Regions from separate parts of the Homo sapiens genome. Here all the other regions are linked to region 1. A link is a contact called in ENCODE Hi-C data. All regions are on one chromosome and are shown on one strand. The core of a region is the stretch at or near the end of the contact, and the rest is flanking DNA. Distances in the headings are between cores, read along the strand shown. Region 1 holds the start of DOCK1 (dedicator of cytokinesis 1). Region 2 holds the start of C10orf90 (chromosome 10 open reading frame 90). Region 3 overlaps DOCK1 (dedicator of cytokinesis 1).

What was found. Hi-C counts contacts between places; a loop is a spot of excess contacts on that map. Pooled maps may share reads with other maps.
Region 2: a loop to region 1 is called in a map of posterior cingulate gyrus, with 6 times the contacts of the local background. The contact joins the promoter of C10orf90 here to the promoter of DOCK1 in region 1. A Hi-C loop is called at or near these places in 4 of 168 maps with a recorded cell type or tissue (adrenal gland, gastrocnemius medialis, posterior cingulate gyrus and 1 more) and 4 of 50 pooled maps.
Region 3: a map of mammary epithelial cell shows a loop between it and region 1 (10-fold over the local background). The contact joins the enhancer-like site here to the promoter of DOCK1 in region 1. A Hi-C loop is called at or near these places in 5 of 168 maps with a recorded cell type or tissue (HCT116, IMR-90, MCF 10A and 2 more) and 3 of 50 pooled maps.

What each region holds. Positions count from the first base shown.
Region 1 is chr10:126,903,453-126,906,942 of GRCh38, forward strand. It overlaps DOCK1 (dedicator of cytokinesis 1), which reads left to right and starts at 1,976. Exons shown (of 52, transcript NM_001290223.2): 1 at 1,976-2,111. The coding sequence starts at 2,066. It overlaps LOC105378550 (a long non-coding RNA gene), which reads right to left and starts at 1,926. Exons shown (of 2, transcript XR_946449.3): 1 at 1,108-1,926; 2 at 1-990. It overlaps LOC124900289 (a long non-coding RNA gene), which reads left to right and starts at 2,279. Exons shown (of 2, transcript XR_007062336.1): 1 at 2,279-3,490. RefSeq lists an enhancer at 2,997-3,490.
Region 2 is chr10:126,668,766-126,672,163 of GRCh38, forward strand. C10orf90 (chromosome 10 open reading frame 90) reads right to left here and starts at 1,928. Exons shown (of 10, transcript NM_001350921.2): 1 at 1,476-1,928. The coding sequence starts at 1,715.
Region 3 is chr10:127,146,690-127,150,335 of GRCh38, forward strand. The region is part of intron 27 of DOCK1 (dedicator of cytokinesis 1); the gene reads left to right. All of the region lies in intron 5 of INSYN2A (inhibitory synaptic factor 2A), which reads right to left. Among named protein-coding and RNA genes, the nearest start is that of INSYN2A, 48 kb to the right of the region's middle. RefSeq lists an enhancer at 1,534-2,733. Within about 2 kb of position 1,907, at least 6 of the 41 ENCODE cell types and tissues checked have a DNase peak (open chromatin) inside an H3K27ac peak, as active enhancers do; they include HCT116, IMR-90, endothelial cell of umbilical vein and 1 more, where a contact is called at or near this core.

The sequences.
Region 1 (3,490 bases), core at 726-3,225:
AAAATCTGTTTCCCAGGCTTCTTTGCAGAATTCCAAATTCCTAGCACGACCAATAAGGCCCTTCTTCTACCTCTGCAGCCTCAATTTATGTCACTTTCCTGTTGTTCCCTATGCTTCGGCCATCCTGGCCTTTCTGTGCTCTGAAGGAGTGGTGCTCCTTCCTAAACCAGGGCCTTTTCACGTGCTGTTCCCACTCCAGTTCACCTAGCTGGTTTCTGCTTATCCTTAAAGTCTGGGTTTATCTTATTTCCTCAAGGGAGGCCTCCCTGCTCTGGAGCAGGTCAGGCCACCATGTCCTTTACCGTAGAGCACCCTACTTGTCCTGGACAGCACCTTCACAGATGCTTCTCCTTCAAGGGGTCAGAGTCACCAGGCCACCACTACAGCGCCTGAGCCCCGGAGGTTTCTGATTTCCACAGAAAGCTTCAAGTGCATGCTGTGTGTGAGTGAGCCTGGCCACTTCCTCTGTGGGACTTCAGTTCCTTATCAGTAAAACAGAGCCCGTGGCTTTCCATGAATGTGGGGTTGACTTACCAGAATGCTCAGGTCCCACGTTATCCTCTTGAACGCAGCAGCTTTCCTCTAACCCACGAAAATGGAAAAGCTCCTGTGCCATTCCCAAATACTTATTTAATCTGCATTCTGGGTGGCCCCTAGGGCAGGTGACGGGCATTCTCTACCGCAGGATGGTGCCCCACCTGGTCCTCCCCAGGCCCTGTGGCCATCCTGGCCACCTCCCTGTGGGCTCTCCCAGCCCTGCTGTTCAGCACTGTCCCTACCTCACAGAGGTAGGGACCTCTTTTTCTTACCTTCTTCCTTTTCTTACCTTCGTTCCTCCAATCCCTGACGGCCCCCAGACCTACTGTAGTTGTCTCTGTGTCTTCGGAGAGAAGACACCCCATTAATGTGCCATGAAACCAAATTTATTCCATTTAAAGGGCTGCCTTCATTCGGAGGCTTTGTCCATGTCTTGGTTTTAACCTCTCTTTTCTGAAATTACAGTAAAAATAAATAGGTGTGTGTTGCTTTAACTTTTCCCTTGGAGAAATCTGAAGCCCCCACCTTTTACTGTCATGGGAAACACCAGGGCCTGAGAAGAACTCCCACCTCGGGCGAGGATGCCGTTCCTGAGCCCCACGCGTGGCCTGGGCTTTCCTTTCCCTACTTCTCTCTTCCCCCGACTTCAGCAGATCCTGAGTCCCACAACTATTCTAGCATTAGCTTCTGCAAGCCCAGCTGGGCTGAGGTTTCTGCGGCTGCTTCCTCTTGGTCTCTCTGGAAAACTCCACTCATTCAGCACCCAAGCAAGAGGTCACCTGTCTGGAACGCACTCCCTCGGCAGCGCTGTGCCACCTCTTTCCACCCCATTTGAGTGGCCGGCACTTACCTGTGCTGTTTGTTACCTGACGTGTCCCTTCTCCCACCTACCAGGCAGTTGGTGCGGCGCTCCCAGCACACTCGGGCAATGAGTGGGCAGGCGCTCAGGTAACGTTTGTCGAATGAATGAATGAGCCACGTGCTCAGGAGGACCCTTTCCAGAGCCTCTGCTGGTTTGTTCTGCTCCGGGACTCTCCACCAGGGAGAAATCCGAGCTGGGGACCTCGCACCACCAGGCTCCGGCCTAAGCCCGCGCCTTGCAAGCCGCCCGTTTCCTACCTCCCGTAGAAACCCCCCGTCCGTCCCGCCCCCCTAAGGGCGCACCCCTCTCACGGCGTGAGCGCCAGCCCCGGGAGCTCCAGGAACTCAGGAGAACCCCGCGGGGGTGCCCGGGTGCGGAGCGCGGGGCTGGGCGCACTGGGACAGAGGAAGGGGAGCCCCGGCGACCGCGGGGTCGGGGCCCAGGGTCCGCGCCGAGGGCGGGCGCAGAGCCCGCGGCCGTCCCGCCTCCCGCCGGCGCTCCCGGCCTTTCCCATCCGGCCCGCGACGCTCCGCCCGCCCCGTCCCACATGACGCCGCCTCCGCCGCAAACTTTTTCCTCCCCATCCTGTCGCGGCTCGAAAGGAATGGAAAATGGCGGCCTAGACGCGGAGTTTCCTGCCCGACCCGCGGCGGCTCCGGCGGCGCCATGACGCGCTGGGTGCCCACCAAGCGCGAGGAGAAGTACGGCGTGGGTGAGCAGCGCCGCCGCCGCCGCGCCTCTCGCCCCAAGCCCAGGCTCCGGCGGGGCGGGTGTGCCGGGCGCCTGTTGCCGCCGCCCCGAGCGGCCGCCGGGCCGGGGAGAGGCGCTTCCGCCCGCGCCCGCGCCGCCGCCCCGCTCGCAATGCCCGGCGACCCCGGCCGCCCCGCGCCCCCGGCGGCGTCAGCTCCAGCCCCGGGGATGCGGGTCGGGAACACGAGGGGGTGGGGTGGGAATGGGGGCGGGCGCGTCCCTCCCTAGGGTGTCCCCTCCGACGCCCGCTCCTCTGGACCTCTGCCGTGGAGCCCCCCGGGCTACCCCCAACTCCCCGGCCCCGGCCGCTGCTATCTGCGCGGCTGGGCCCGTCAGGGAAGCCCAGGGGTCACTGTCTCGCGGCGGCTTCTGCTTCTTGGATGAACTTGCGTCCCGCGTCCGGGCTCTGGGTGGGCGGGCTCAGGTCGGCGCGGTCCCAGCGGATAATTCCGCCCTTTCCCGGCGGGGAGGAGGGGGCGCGACCTGGGTGGCCAGCGCCCCTTGCCCCTCGGCGGTCTCGCTGGGGACCGTGTGGGACCTTGGAGAGAAGGCGAGCGGCCGAGCGCCCCAGTGGCCCCAGGCCTGGAGACCCTTCCGGGAGAGCGGGGGCCTGTTTTTGCTCCGCGGCTCTTTGTCGCTTCCGAGGGGGGATGGAAGGAGTCGGGTTGCAAGTTTACATTTCGGACCCGAGTGCGCATTCCTGAGAGGGAGGCTTTCCCTTGCGGCTGAATAGACGGGCCCGTCCGCGTGGGACCCGCATCCTTGCGCCCCGGGGACCCGCAGCCGGTCGCCGAGGCCTGCGGACGCCCACCTCTTCGTGATCTGCGCGCCTGGTGTCGGGACTGGGCCGTGGCTACTCTCCTGCTCTCCCGGGTCCGGGATCTTCCCAGTTGGTTTTCGGGCTTGCTATTCCCCGTCCCACCATCCACAGACATCCTTGACCGCCTGCCTCATCCAGGCCACTCGACCCGACTGGGAAGACCTTTGGTGGTCTCGCCTCCCACAGCCCAGGCTGTGTCCTCCAAGGGCACCGTCTCAGCAGCAGCCCCGCGCCCATTCTGTGCCTGGCCCGTGCTGGACCTGCCCGACCCTCTGCTGGTGTGGTTCGAATCCTGGCTCTCTGACTTTTGGGAAGCGCCCTGGCAGCCCTTGTCCCCGGAGCGCTCTCCTTTCTGTGAACAGTTGCTTCTCTCTGCTGTCAATGACTTACAGTATGCCCTGACCACGGAGCCAGCTGGACAGTGGTCACGGGGACAGTCCTGGGACAGCCCTGGGTCCTACCGGGCCTGCACTTAGCTTGTTCCACATGCTGGGAGGCATAGGGGGCCTCCTTGCTTCAGG
Region 2 (3,398 bases), core at 678-3,177, 230 kb before region 1:
TCATTTTAACATTAGTGGCTCGGTTGTTGGCTGTCAATAGTAGCAGCGTATTGGGCCCTGAAAAAAATGTAGCTGTGACTGTCATATATTTGAAGTTTTTTGTAACCTCCTAAAAAGGTGTACTTTTTTCATATTGTTTTAATCAGTGTGGCTATAGGAATCAGTGAAGTTTTATATACGAAGAAAACGAGAATGCCAGATCTACCATTTGCTACATAGGGTTTAAAATGAAGCTATGAACAATGCATAATAATGTAATTCAACAAGTTTTTCTCTCTCTGGAGGACTGGAAAATAACCTCAGTGAAAATTATGCAATGATAAAATTCTGTCCCCATCTGATTAATTACTTGTGAATAATGACATCTCTGATTTCTTTCAATTATATTCTAATTGCACACCTTTTGCTCCAGTTGATTGGGCAATGAAGTAATGAACAACTATTACTGAATTTAATTAGCACCATTATTTCTGTGGCCTTTACATCTCTGTTGTGAACATGGAAATTCACACTCCCAGGGCTGGAACTGGAAGAAGCCAGCCTTGAACCTTGAAAAACCTGTTCCTTCCACACTGTGCTGGCTTCCTTCTGCCCAGCCTGGGGAACAAAGACCTGGCGTATTTGCCAGTATTCATGGGAAGGCTTTCCTAATAACAGCATCAATATTCAGAAAGGTTACCTTTTCATAAGGCATTAGCAATTTGCATGTTACATCTATCAAAAGAGATGGGTAAATGAGCTATATGGGAGTCAATTACAATGTCGTTCATAATTTATTCCATGTACAATAAACAGCCGATCAGATTTCATGCGTGTTTACTTTCTGAAAAGATAACTGCTTGTGGCTGATACTAGTTGCAGAATACAAATATGTTTCAGAGTAATGTGTTTATCTCACTTTGACATTTTAAATCTCCAAAGTTCTCTCACTCTCTGTCTTTTTTTTTTTTTTTACAAAGTTGTCTCTGCTTGAAAATTAGAGCTTGCTCTCAAAAATAAAAGATCATTCTTACTGGCCTAACTTGAATCATTCTATTTTAACTCGATGAAGGCACGTCATACATATTCTCCTACAAAACGCAACAGGAAACAAGTAGGAATTTGCTTTTAAAGACAGGTGATTGCAAACATACAGAGCTAAGAATATTTAACTCACAGAAACATGCTGTAGTTTCTAAACATGGATACAAATTACCCAACTCAGTAGTCTTTGGAGCACCAATAAAGTTTGTAAATGCAGACATGTGTCATCGTAAATTAACTTCATCCGATATACTTTCCCCCTCCCCCATATTTCAAAAACTAAAATAAATTCAGAAATGAAGAAGGCTTTTCCAAATCCCTTAGGGAAGTCTACAAACACAAATGATTAATTTATTAGACCAGATAAAACACCTGAACTGTCTGATGAGCAACACGTCCATCTCTCTCTGAGTCAAGCGTGTACCCACTCACCCACCCAGGCTCAGCCATACCTCATATCTGCTGGCTGTCTGCTCAGCCGTCTTCAAGCCTTGACACATATGGATGATACAAACTTTGGCTCTTCTCTGGGAGGGAAACCAGTTACTCTTCACAAAATCCATGACCATCACATGGTTTTTCAACTCTGTACTAAATGTTTTTATCTGGAAAGTCCGATGCACGGCCGTTTCTGTGTAGCGGGCAGCATACCCCTGCGGATGAGTTTTTGTAGGAATTCCAGAGTGCTGCATGAGACTCAGTATCTTGTGACTTTAGCTAGTGAGACTGGCAAACACAATTTTCTTTGTTTAACCCAGGTATTGAGTGCAACAGGAGGGACTTGGGCAGTGCCCCAGCTCGGACCTGTCCCAGTGTTTTCCAACTCCAGAGCTAGTTGTCTCAATATCCCAGCTACATTTGTGAAGGATGTGGATGTGGGAACCTCAGGGGTGACCTTTACGTGCCAAAAAAAAAAAAAAAAAAAAAAAAACTTCTTGTTGTGGTCTGTTTCCAGCCTCACGCCTGAGCTCTCGGGTCACTCAAAGTCTTCTCTGATTTCAAAGAAGTATTTCTCTTTCCACTGCATTGAAGTTTTGAACACAGAATTCACCCAGTTACTGAGAGATTCAATATGTTTGTCAGTCTCTACCCCCTCAAATCCAAATAAATTATTTACAGGGCTCTGTACAAAGGAACTAGGAGGAATAATCGTTGCTTTTTAGAATTCCTGCTTTTACTTGCCAGGACTGAAAGGAACAAGTGCAGGCTGCCTACCAATACAAAGAGCGTCCTCAGCCCTGGAGAAGAAAACATTCAAGTGAAAAAGAGAACTCCCAGCGCAGAAGCAGCAACAGCTGCAAGAGGGCATCGGAAAAACAGCGCATCACGTGGGGGCTGGGGGTGGAGTCCACTCGCCTAGAAGGGGGCTCTGGTCCTGGGTCAACCATGGGAAGTTCCCTCACCACCCTGAGTCTCAGTTTACCAGGAGGAAGACTGGAAGGAAAATACCCCATCTGCCACTCACAGGGTTATTGTTAGGATCTGGTGAGCAAAACAGTGAAACAACAACACAGAATAGAGTCACGTTAGGCATCATTTTGAAAGTACAGTTGCGCGTTCTCTACCCAAATTATTTTGCACAGTGTTCGCTACACATATGATAACGGAGATTAACACAATGCTAATAATTATCAGATTCTAAATTTCAAGTCAATTAGAATTGCAGATCCATGGTATATGCCTCACTTTATTTAATGTTTTGATGCCATTTCTATTAACCTAGTAATTTAGAAGTGAAAATGGCAAGCCTTGGATCAAGGGTGTGTGCCAAGAGGAAGCAGATGACAGCATCGTGGCTGTGCTCCAAGTCCAGACACAGAACTCTTCTCCACAGGTGACTTTCTCTTGGCAGAGACACCCCCTTGAATAATTAACTCACCTGCCCCACATTGAAAGCCATGGGAGAGGCTAAAGGAAGAAGAGCCTCCAGATAACTTTCCTGAAAACAGAGCTGCAGTCCTAGCCCAGAACTGTGAGACTTCCTGCTGTGGGTCGAAGCTTTGCATGTCACACTCAGCAGGGCTAGGACTTGGGGGCTAAAATGCTGAACTTCCACCTTCGGAGCAATGGAAGTATTGAAGATGGGAACTACAATGAAGGAGGAGACAGAAAAGACTTTAGAGATCATTTAGGCCAACATTCTCATTTGAGTGTTAAAGTAGAAGACCTACAGAGACTAAATGCTGGCTCAAGATCACACAGTGAAGTGGAGTTCATGGTTCCTTAAACAGAACACAGCCCGGGTCTGCCTGGGGCTCTCCCAAGGATGTCAAAGAGAGTGTCAACACCCAACTGATGGCATCCATGGCTGACTCAAACCTGACAGTCATGCTGGAAACTCCCAGGGAGCTACACCATGGAGCGCCATCTTGGAT
Region 3 (3,646 bases), core at 657-3,156, 240 kb after region 1:
TCATGCTGCTAAAGAACTTAATATGCACAAGTGGTGGTCATTGAAGCAGGGCTGGAAAGGGCACTTCCATGAAGAGATAATCGCTGAATGACAAAGGCTGCAGAGACTCCACTCCAAGTGGGCTCCGGACAGGCTGGAATTGGCACGGATTCTGCATACAAATGCAATTACCACTCTTAACAATAGGTCTCCATTAGTCAGGAGGTGCCCGGTTCTGCCGGCTGTCTTGATCGTGCACTATCCTGACCAGCTTTCTTTTTGCAATACACTCGGAATCAGTGAAGTGCCAGTGTGCGTGATTTTATCTAGAACTCTTTGCACCCTCTGTTTTGTGGTCTTATTGGTGTTGTAATACATTACCAAGAATGATGTGAGAAAATACAACCCATCACTTTTGTGAATTCTTCATTCAGTCTCATAATGTTAGATATTTTCCTCATCTTTCCTGAAATCCTCCAGTCATTTGGGGAAGGAACTTGCCTTCTTTTGGAGCTTCCTACTTGAGAAGCCGTCAAGGATTGTGGTGGACTGGGATGTTCTCCAGCCTGTCTAAGGGGGAGTGTTCACGGGTCGCGAGGTTTCCCATCCATCCTTGGGGGTGCCCTGGCTGTTTGTCCTCCTAGTTCCTGCCAGTTGTTCCTAACGCCGTAGCCTGGAGGGCTCTAGAGAGGCCATCCAAATCCTCCCTAACCTGGCCTCCCTCCACGATTATCTTGTTTTCTTTGGAGTCTGCTTTGCCAGGTCGGGCACCCTGGCTTCCTTCACCTCCTCCTCGCCTGCCTTTTACGTCCTTGCACCTGTGGCTCTCACCTTCCATACAGAGGGCTCTCTCTCGCCAGAGCTCTGTCCTTACCCTCATCCCGGGGTCCCAGGGTAAGGGGCATGCATGGAGGTGTCTTCAGCAGCTTCACACTCCTCCCAGTCTCCCAGGGCCTGGTGCAGAACTTGTCCTTAGGAGGTCCCTTGAAAAACACCTGTTCAATTAATACCCTTTAGGACCCCAAATGGAAAGGGCTAAGGCATTTTTATCAAAGTGGTTGTTTAAAATTCCACCTGTCCTTGTCTGGGCACGGTGGCTCATGCCTGTAATCCTAGCACTTTGGGAAGTCGAGGCGGGTGGATCATGAGGTCAGGAGTTTGAGAACAGCCTGGCCAATATGGTGAAACCCCATCTCTACTAAAAATACAAAAATTAGCCAGGATTGGCGGTGCGCGCACGTAGTCCCAGCTACTCGGGAGGCTGAGGCAGAAGAATTGCTTCAACCCAGGAGGAGGAGGGTGCAGTGAGCCGAGATTGCACCACTGCACTCCAGCCTGGGCAACAGAGTGAGACTCTGTCTCAAAAAAAAAAAAAAAAAAAAAAAAAAAAATTCCACCTGTCCTTGACCATCATGGATCATATCAAACAGTGAAAGCATGGAGTACACAGCAATGCGTTTCACAAGCTCCCCCTCTCTGATGTCAGACAAGTGGTGTGGAGCCTTGTGGCGTTCCCATCCAGTCAGGTTCCAAGCCCACTCATTGATCCACTGCAGAATTATTAGTGTCACTTGAGGCCACTTTGTGTGGTGGCTGTGATGATCCAGAAATGAAGCAGACACAGCGTGCTCCGGGAGGATGTGGTCACTCAGGGCTTGCAACTGATGGTAGGAATTCTACCACTTGACGAGAAGATTCTAAATTCTGGGAGAGATGCTGTTTAATGAATCTGAGTCAGAATTCCTGTTATGTTTTAAATCTTGCTTTCATCTCCAAAAGCCCTTGGATTGCAGTTGGTCCATGTTATTTTCATGAAAATGTACACATTAGAATTCAGGCCATTTTGTCGCAGTACTATGTTACAAATTAACCATTTCAGCGAAGGAGAGAATGGCTGGTTTGCCGATGATGTTTCATTGTTCCTTTCTGAAACCACATCCGAACAAAAGCTGAATCATCCGTGGTGTGACTCATCAGATTAGTCCGACAAAAGAATTACCAAAATAGGGCTGGAGAGAAGAAATTTCAGCTGCTTATGAGCAAAGATTATATTAGTAATTTATCCACAAAACATTTTCTGAAATAATTACGGCATATTTTGACAAGAAATATGGAAGATAAGCCAGAAAAGTTTTCCTAAAGAAAACGGAAACTGGAATCTCTTTTAATCTTCTTTCATGCTGAGATGGTTTTAATTAGAGTAGCACAGTCGGTCTGCATCACAACCGAAGGGATGTCTGTCATCTTAGAAAAAGATGTAGCTGTGTCAACCATCTCAAAATTTGTCAGAAAGATCACGTTTGGTACTTGGGGTTTCAGTGGTCTAGGAGGAAGCCCATCAATCCTCTGCCGAAGAAGTGTTACTCAGCTCTGAGTCAATAGATTTGCCAATAAGGGAGAGGTGTTTTTCAGCTGAGGAATGCCTTGTGACTCTCCACACTTTTACCCTTCTGTGCAGTCTCTTGAAACCCATAGTTACATCCCTTGCATAATTGTAAAAAGCAGCTCCTGGGATTTCAGATCTGGAAGGGACCTTGATGATCCCTTAGTGCAACCCCAGAGGACCTGGAGACTGAACAGACACCCCACCCAAGAGAGAGGGCAGAGAAGCTCAGCCCTAACCTTGCAGGTACGCGGCAGGCTCTCACGGGCTGATGTTTCTCACCTTTCGCTTGTCGTACTGGTGGTTTTCCCCCCGCCTTGAAATTGCATCAAGACCGTTTGTCCTTTTGATGCTTTTCCCTAGTCCTCTATATTTCCATGACAGAATTATTTTTCACAGAGAAATATGTACCGCCTCCCATGGCAAAGGTACCCATTTATTACAGGCCTGTGGTGCTAAAGCCCCAGGCAGCCGGGTCTTGAACACAGTATCCTTTTCATCTCCCTGGGCCAGGCATTACTGGAAACACGGTGGATAGCTATGCTGCTCGGAGAGGGTAATTGGGTTTCGAGTGAAAAGTGGTGTTTAAATGCAAGACAGGCAGGGTCAAATTCATTTCCCTCCAGGGCTTTTGGCCTTCCAGAAAGCAGGGTATGACATTACAATGTGTGAACACTGGCAGCTGTGATGGCCCCACGTGTTCTCAAGCCTCTGGGACAACCACAGTCATGTGACATTTTAAGATTTATTTTGAAATTCCTTTAAGCTACCCAATCCCGGGGTGTTCCAGGCATCCCATGGTGCATATGGAGAAGTGGGTTGTAATGGTGGTGTAGGGACTCACAGGAAAGTTCCTGAACTCCCGGATTCAGGTCCTTGCAACTAAGAGCCAGGCTTTGATCTGACAGCAAGGACTGTAACCTGAGCTATACTTTCCCCTGCTGCTGGAATTGTGTTTCTACAGATTCATATGCAGGAATTCAAGGAGGACTTGGCTGTAAGTTTGCATGGGAGAACAAGACATGGATGTAGATTTGTAAAGCCTTTGAAATTTGGAGACACCCTCTGGCTCACTTGGAGTCTATACTTCCGAGATGCTGTGGCCACCCATGTACACTGCTACTGAGTCACCTGAATAGGTGACTCCTCCTGCCCAAGGAACTCACTGGGTTCTGAACACTTTTCTACCGAAGAAACTTCTATTCTTAAGCTTCTGACATTTGGGGGTGACTCACAGAACTGACCGCAAGCTGCGAGGTCATCCAGCTCAATCCCCATTGCTCA